Linked DNA regions of Homo sapiens: region 1 is linked to region 2. A link is an interaction called in ENCODE POLR2A ChIA-PET data of the cell type or tissue named here. Cell type or tissue: MCF 10A. All regions are shown on one strand. Each heading gives the region's core, and the rest is flanking DNA. Links, peaks and the distances in the headings are about the cores only.

Region 1 (2,918 bases), core at 206-2,705, 81 kb before region 2:
GGGCTGCCTTCAGCAACACAAAAACATGCTTACAGAAAACTGCTGGAGGACATAGGAGTGATCTGCTTGCAATGAGGTTTTTCAACCACCAGGAATGGGGTGACCTAGTCCAGAGCCCTCTAATAAAGTGACTTTCAAACTGACTGCACTTCAAAATAATCCTAAGCTTTAACAAATAGAGATGCCCAGGCTTCATCCCAGATGTACAAAATTCAACTCTCAGGGACAGGGTCTGGGACTCTGTGCAAAGCCCCCTGGGAATTCTGGAACAACTAATCTGGCATTGCTCTAGGAAATAGCACTTGGAAAGCACTCCAGCAAGGTGGGAGGGAAAATTATTCCAGCTTGAACACTACAATATCAAGTAATCCTTTCTCTCTTCGCCCTGTCTCTTCCCTTCCCTTTCTTGCTCTCTGTAACAGGCAGGAGGCTCAGAAGAGCTTCTTCTCTCACGCTTCTTGCAGGGCAGTACAGGGAAAGATGTAGCTGTGTAAATTCCAGGAGGGCTTCAGGTATATTTAAATATGGGTTGCTTGCCACATTCACCTGCCTATCAAGTTTGCAGATGACAACTGCAGAATGTGGCACCCAGGTCTTGAAAGTCATGAAGCAGAATTGGATAACATCTGTCCGAGTCATGACAAAGAGGGTTCCTGTGCTGGGAGTGGGGGCTAATGAACCTGGAGATCCTTTCCAACACAGACATTCCCTGATGCCAATGATAACCTTTTCAAATTGTTGTTTTCTTGATTTTTATCTGTTTCTGGCACCTCATTTGATTCCCTATATGACAATAACCCCCAGGTTGAGTGCACTGAAATAATTTAGGTAATGAGAAGCTGAAAGTTACTACAGATGGAAGGAATTAGGGTGTATAAAGTGTGCATTGTGTGAGTCATAGGCTGTGTCTTTAAGCAACAAGCTTTTATTGGTGTCAGCATCTTTCCAGGTACAATGCAAACCCAGTGAGAATGAGATTTGGGGTTTAAAAGTGTTTCTGACCAGAGATGCCTGAGGGAATGACCCAGGGATCAAACAGAGATGCAAGAGAGCAAGGCTTCAAGGAAACTCACCTCAGCCTGTTTCCTCAACTGCTTTCCGCACCTTTGTTTGCGGGTGGAAGAATAGAAAATGGGCTTGAATTTTTCAATCTAAAATTCTCTGTTCAAACCTGAAATTCTCTTACCTTATAGGAAGAGCAGCTGTATCTTTCAAGGATAGAATGGGTGCTAACTGCATGGGTGAAATTATCTGAATCCCAGAGAAATGCTCTTTAGAAGAATCCACCAGACTCCTTCCTTTCTAAATCATACCCTTCTTTGAAGTTCCTTTCAATCCTTGGATCCTCTGTGGACACTGTTCTGATCATTCAAGCACTAAATGATCACCTGCTACCTGCTGTCTGCATACCTGGCTCTGCTTCTAGAGTACACACCTGTATCGGCACAATTTATTTAGCTATTAGTCATGTATGTGTTTCTGATAGCTCTCAGTTAGCTGCCTGGGATGGTTATTTACCTTTTTGTGCTAGTTTTACCTTCTCAATGGGACTTTGAGCAAATTAAGAGTGAAAACACATCTGTACTGATCCGTTTACATGTCCAATAAATAGATTTTAGTGCCAACTTGTGCAGCCATTGCTCTAGGTCTTGATACAGATATATACCAGGTGGTAGAGGCTATAAAGACAAAGCAGGCTAAGGGGAGTTAAGTGATAGATTCAGGAAAATCATTGAGCTGAAAAATGAATAATAACCTCATTCACTTTTTTCTGTTTATCAAAGAATGCCATATGCTAGATGCTAAAACAATTTACATCTGTGTGACTAGAGCAAGCCATTATAAAAAGGAAACAATCCAAATGGAAGAAATATTTTATCAGGCTGGAAAACACAGTTATTGAATTAAACTCCAAAATGGAAGCCATAGCTTACAAATGGACACTGCAGAAAACTGAATTAATGAGTAAAAGGCAAACTGAAGATAAATTTCCTAGAACACAAAAGCAAAAGATAAAGAAATGAAAATGAAAGAATAGAGTAAACGTGAAATACAGATATCAAAGAGCTAACCTACACATAACAGGAGTTCCTAAAGATAATGAACAGATTCTTTTGGAGCAGAAGCCATATGTAGAAAATATAATGGCTTTAAGTAAAATCTTATTTTAAAAACTGAATGCGCTTACTGTATTCATCAGGAGTCTGGATCGTGTCAGGCTCAGTTCAAACCAGCTTAAACAAAAAAGGAATTTTGCTGGCTCACTTAATGAAGTCCAAGGGTTCACTAGGAATCCATCCCTGCTGCTCTTGCTTTTTTCTGGGTTGCCATCATTCTTGGGAGGGTTGTTCCTGTAGGGTGACATTCAGTATCTCCAGACTCACATTCTCCCAGTTTACCAATCCCAGTGGAAAAGAGAGTTCTAATACATGTACCATTAACCTTGGGTTAATCCTCGTTGATTTTGATTGGCTTGGCTTGGGTCATGTACTCACCCTTGAATCAATCTATGCAATTGAGAAGCGTTGTTGCCTTAATTTCACCGGCAGCACACACCCACTCCTGGGATGAGAGGATGGGTCAGCTTTACCTAGAGTCATATGGACTGCAAATAAGGGAAATATCATTTCCCAGAGGAAAATGGGGTTGCTACTTTCAGAAGAAAGGGGGATGAATGCTAGGTAGGCTAAATAACATCACATTGGCAGATAGAAAAGAGCTACTACTCTGAAATATATTCAGGTAGAACTTTTACATCTAAAATACTACAAAAACTCAATAAATAAATAGGCAGGGAGAAAACAAGTCAAGCATTTTTCAGATTTATTTTCCATAACTCTAAATGTGAGAAGACAATGAAACAAAGTATTTTAATCTGTGAAGGAAAGAAGTTGTGTGACCTGAGAATTCTATGCCTA
Region 2 (2,918 bases), core at 144-2,643:
GATGAGGAAACCGAATCAAAGAAGAATCAAGTAACTTATTCAATTATTTTAATAATCATTCAAAGTCACATAGCTAGTAAGTTGCAGAGCCAGGAATACAAACACACCGTGTGACTCCATAGTCTGCATGTTTTCCAGAACACTGTACTGCCTCCCAAGTATTTAAACTTGGAGTCAGAGACCTGGGATGAATTCTAGGTAGTTCCATTTTCTGGTTCTATGAGCTTAGGCAAACCACCAAATTTCCCTTTGCCTTGGTTTTATAATCATAATACAGAAATAATGATATCTGCTCTGTCTTATAGGGTTTTTGTGGGTATCAAATTGTAGAAGTACTTTGTAAAGCATTACACGACCAACTGGCTCACTGGACTGGAGTTGAAACTCCCCTGCTCCCTCCCTCCAAGAAACCCAGCCAGTAGAGCTAGCTCCCCTTCCCCTAGAAGTATTCATTTGCCTCCATTGAATTACAGTGGGGCTGAAGAACTTTCTGGGGAAAAGGCTTGAACTCTGTTCACACTTGGGATTCAACACTCATAGACATGGCTGATAGATCAGAGCATACAGAATCCAGATTACAGGGGGTTAATGGCAACCCCTACCCCTTAAAGAGGATTCACCTTGAGAAAGAAAGGAGTGTGACATGTGAGCTGTGCTCAGTAACAGGAACCAATGTCACTGATATTGATGAATTCCAGTCCCATGTTACGAGAAACTCCTCCAAACCAACCACTGTGGAGGTATGTGGGCATCCTGGGGCCAAGCAGGTCTCAGAGTGTACATTGAGAAAGCTGCTTCACTGAACTCTGCAACACTTTGGACTCAATCTCCCTATTGGGGTGAATGTGACCTTGCAAAATTTTTTGGCAGGAGCAATTTAGCACTGAGAAGCTGCTGAGGAGAACCCTCTTCTCACCACCAGTGGGGTCACACATGGAGCTTGCAATAGCTAGCTCAGCCAGCCCTGAAAGCACAGACTGCCTCATGGGCTTGGAAGAAACATCCCTTTGAGAATTCTCAAAACACTCTAGGGACAGACTCCCCAAGAGCCTGCTATGTTTATATGAGCAGATGGAACGACAGAATTTCAAGATTTTTTATTTCTAATTTTTAATCACAGGCTGTGGAAATATGAACATTCAGGTTATGCTATTCCAAATTACTTTTATTATTTTATTGTGGGAAAACAGAATTCAGTTAACTAGGATTAAGCAACAAAATCCACTTCCTTGTGGGATCATCTCTCTGGGCTAGGAAGAGGGATGGAGACTTTTCAAGGCAGAGATTGCTCCATGGAGGAAAACACCTTCTCTTCATTTTCATGAGTAATAAGTTTCCCAAGAGGATATTTTTTGGAAGTTGAAGGCAGAATTTAAATGGAAAGCCCCACCCACTGTTGCTGGAAGCAACTTCTCTTCATCCTTTCTTTGACTTTTGATGCTTCCCTGGATCTGATTATTTAGCGGTGGGCAAAGGCTGGAGATAAGAAGCCAAAAGATAAGATTTCAGTGTAAGAATTCACGTCATTTTCATTTCAAGTACCATATATGAGCTTTTTCAGGGACACAAACTCTAGTTGCTCTTATTCTGGGGCAAGCTCGGACCTGCCAGGCCTTAGCCTGCCTTTCTTTGCCAGTTTTAAAATCCATGTAGTAAGTGTGTGTGCTGTAAGTCTTTGTGTGTATGAGTGTGTGTGTGTGTCTGTGTGGCTGTTGGCTCATCCTAAACTTTTTACTGGCATCTTAGGCTTCTGCAAGTAGAAGATTCTCTACATTAGGAGTCCCCAACTCCTGGCCCACAGACCAGTATCCATCTGTGGCCTGTTAGAAACCAGGCTGTGGCCGGGTGCAGTGGCTCATGCCTGCAATCCCAGCACTTTGGGAGGCTGAGGCGGGTGGATCACGAGGTCAGGAGATCGAGACCATCCTGGCTACCATGGTGAAACCCCGTCTCTACTAAAAACACAAAAAAGTTAGCCGGGCATGGTGGCGGGTGACTGTAGTCCCAGCTACTCGGGAGGCTGAAGCAGGAGAATGGCCTGAACCTGGGAGGCAGAGCTTGCAGTGAGCTGAGATTGCGCCACTGCACTCCAGCCTGGGCAACGGAGTGAGATTCCTACAATTAAAAAAAAAAAAAAAGAGAGAGAGAAAGAAAGGAAGGAAGGAAGGAAGAAACAAAGAAAGAAAGAAACCAGGCTGCACAAAAGGTGAGTGGTGGGTGAGTGAGCGGAGCTTCATCTGTATTTACAGCCACTCCCCATCCCTTGCATTCCCACCTGTGCTCTGCCTTCTATCATATCAGTGGCAGCATTAGCTTCTCATAGGAGCACAAATCCTATTGTGAACTGTGCATGCGAGGGATCTAGGTTGCATGCTCCTTATGAGAATCTAATGCCTGGTGATCTGTCACTGCCTCCCATCACCCCCAGATGAGGCTGTCTAGTTGCAGAAAAACAAGCTCAGGACTTCTAGTGATTCTATATTATGGTGAGTTGTATAATTATTTCACTGTATATGACAATGTAGTAATAATAATAAAAATAAAGTGCACAATAAATGTAATGTGCTTGAATCATCCTGAAACCTAATCCCCCAACTCCTGTTTGTGGAAAAATTGTCTTCCATGAAACTGGTCCTTGGAGCCAAAAAGGTTGCAGACTGCTGCTCTACATCACCCCTACCAGGAGCGAAAAGCCCTTTTCTGCAGGTCAGCTTTCAGTCTTCCATCCATCATCCCTTACAGAGCTTTCTTCTCATTATGTGACCCCTAAGTGAACTGAGCAGCCCATTGCTAAATCCCAAAGTGGTCAGCATCATGCTATAACCTGACCTCACCCAGTTGAATGCATCATTAACTCCATGTTCAAGGAGAAAGCAATGCTTTCCATTAAAGAAGGAATTTGAGAATCTCTGTGACTT

The links. ChIA-PET counts read pairs that join two places held together with the same protein. Peaks named below come from ENCODE experiments on the same cell type or tissue, not always from the same donor. Only the 100,000 strongest peaks of a DNase experiment are listed, where the experiment ranks them.
Region 1: POLR2A ChIA-PET joins it to region 2 with 5 read pairs; 5 of 35 experiments call an interaction of 5 or more read pairs at or near these places.

What each region holds. Positions count from the first base shown.
Region 1 is chr1:206,803,642-206,806,559 of GRCh38, forward strand. All of the region lies in intron 2 of IL19 (interleukin 19), which reads left to right. Among named protein-coding and RNA genes, the nearest start is that of IL10, 33 kb to the left of the region's middle. In MCF 10A, for the core only: no CTCF peak of the experiment used is centred there; no DNase peak of the experiment used is centred there.
Region 2 is chr1:206,884,227-206,887,144 of GRCh38, forward strand. LOC105372879 (a long non-coding RNA gene) reads right to left here. Exons shown (of 2, transcript XR_007066836.1): 2 at 1,083-1,476. Among named protein-coding and RNA genes, the nearest start is that of IL24, 12 kb to the right of the region's middle. In MCF 10A, for the core only: no CTCF peak of the experiment used is centred there; DNase peaks (open chromatin) are centred at 1,325 and 1,625.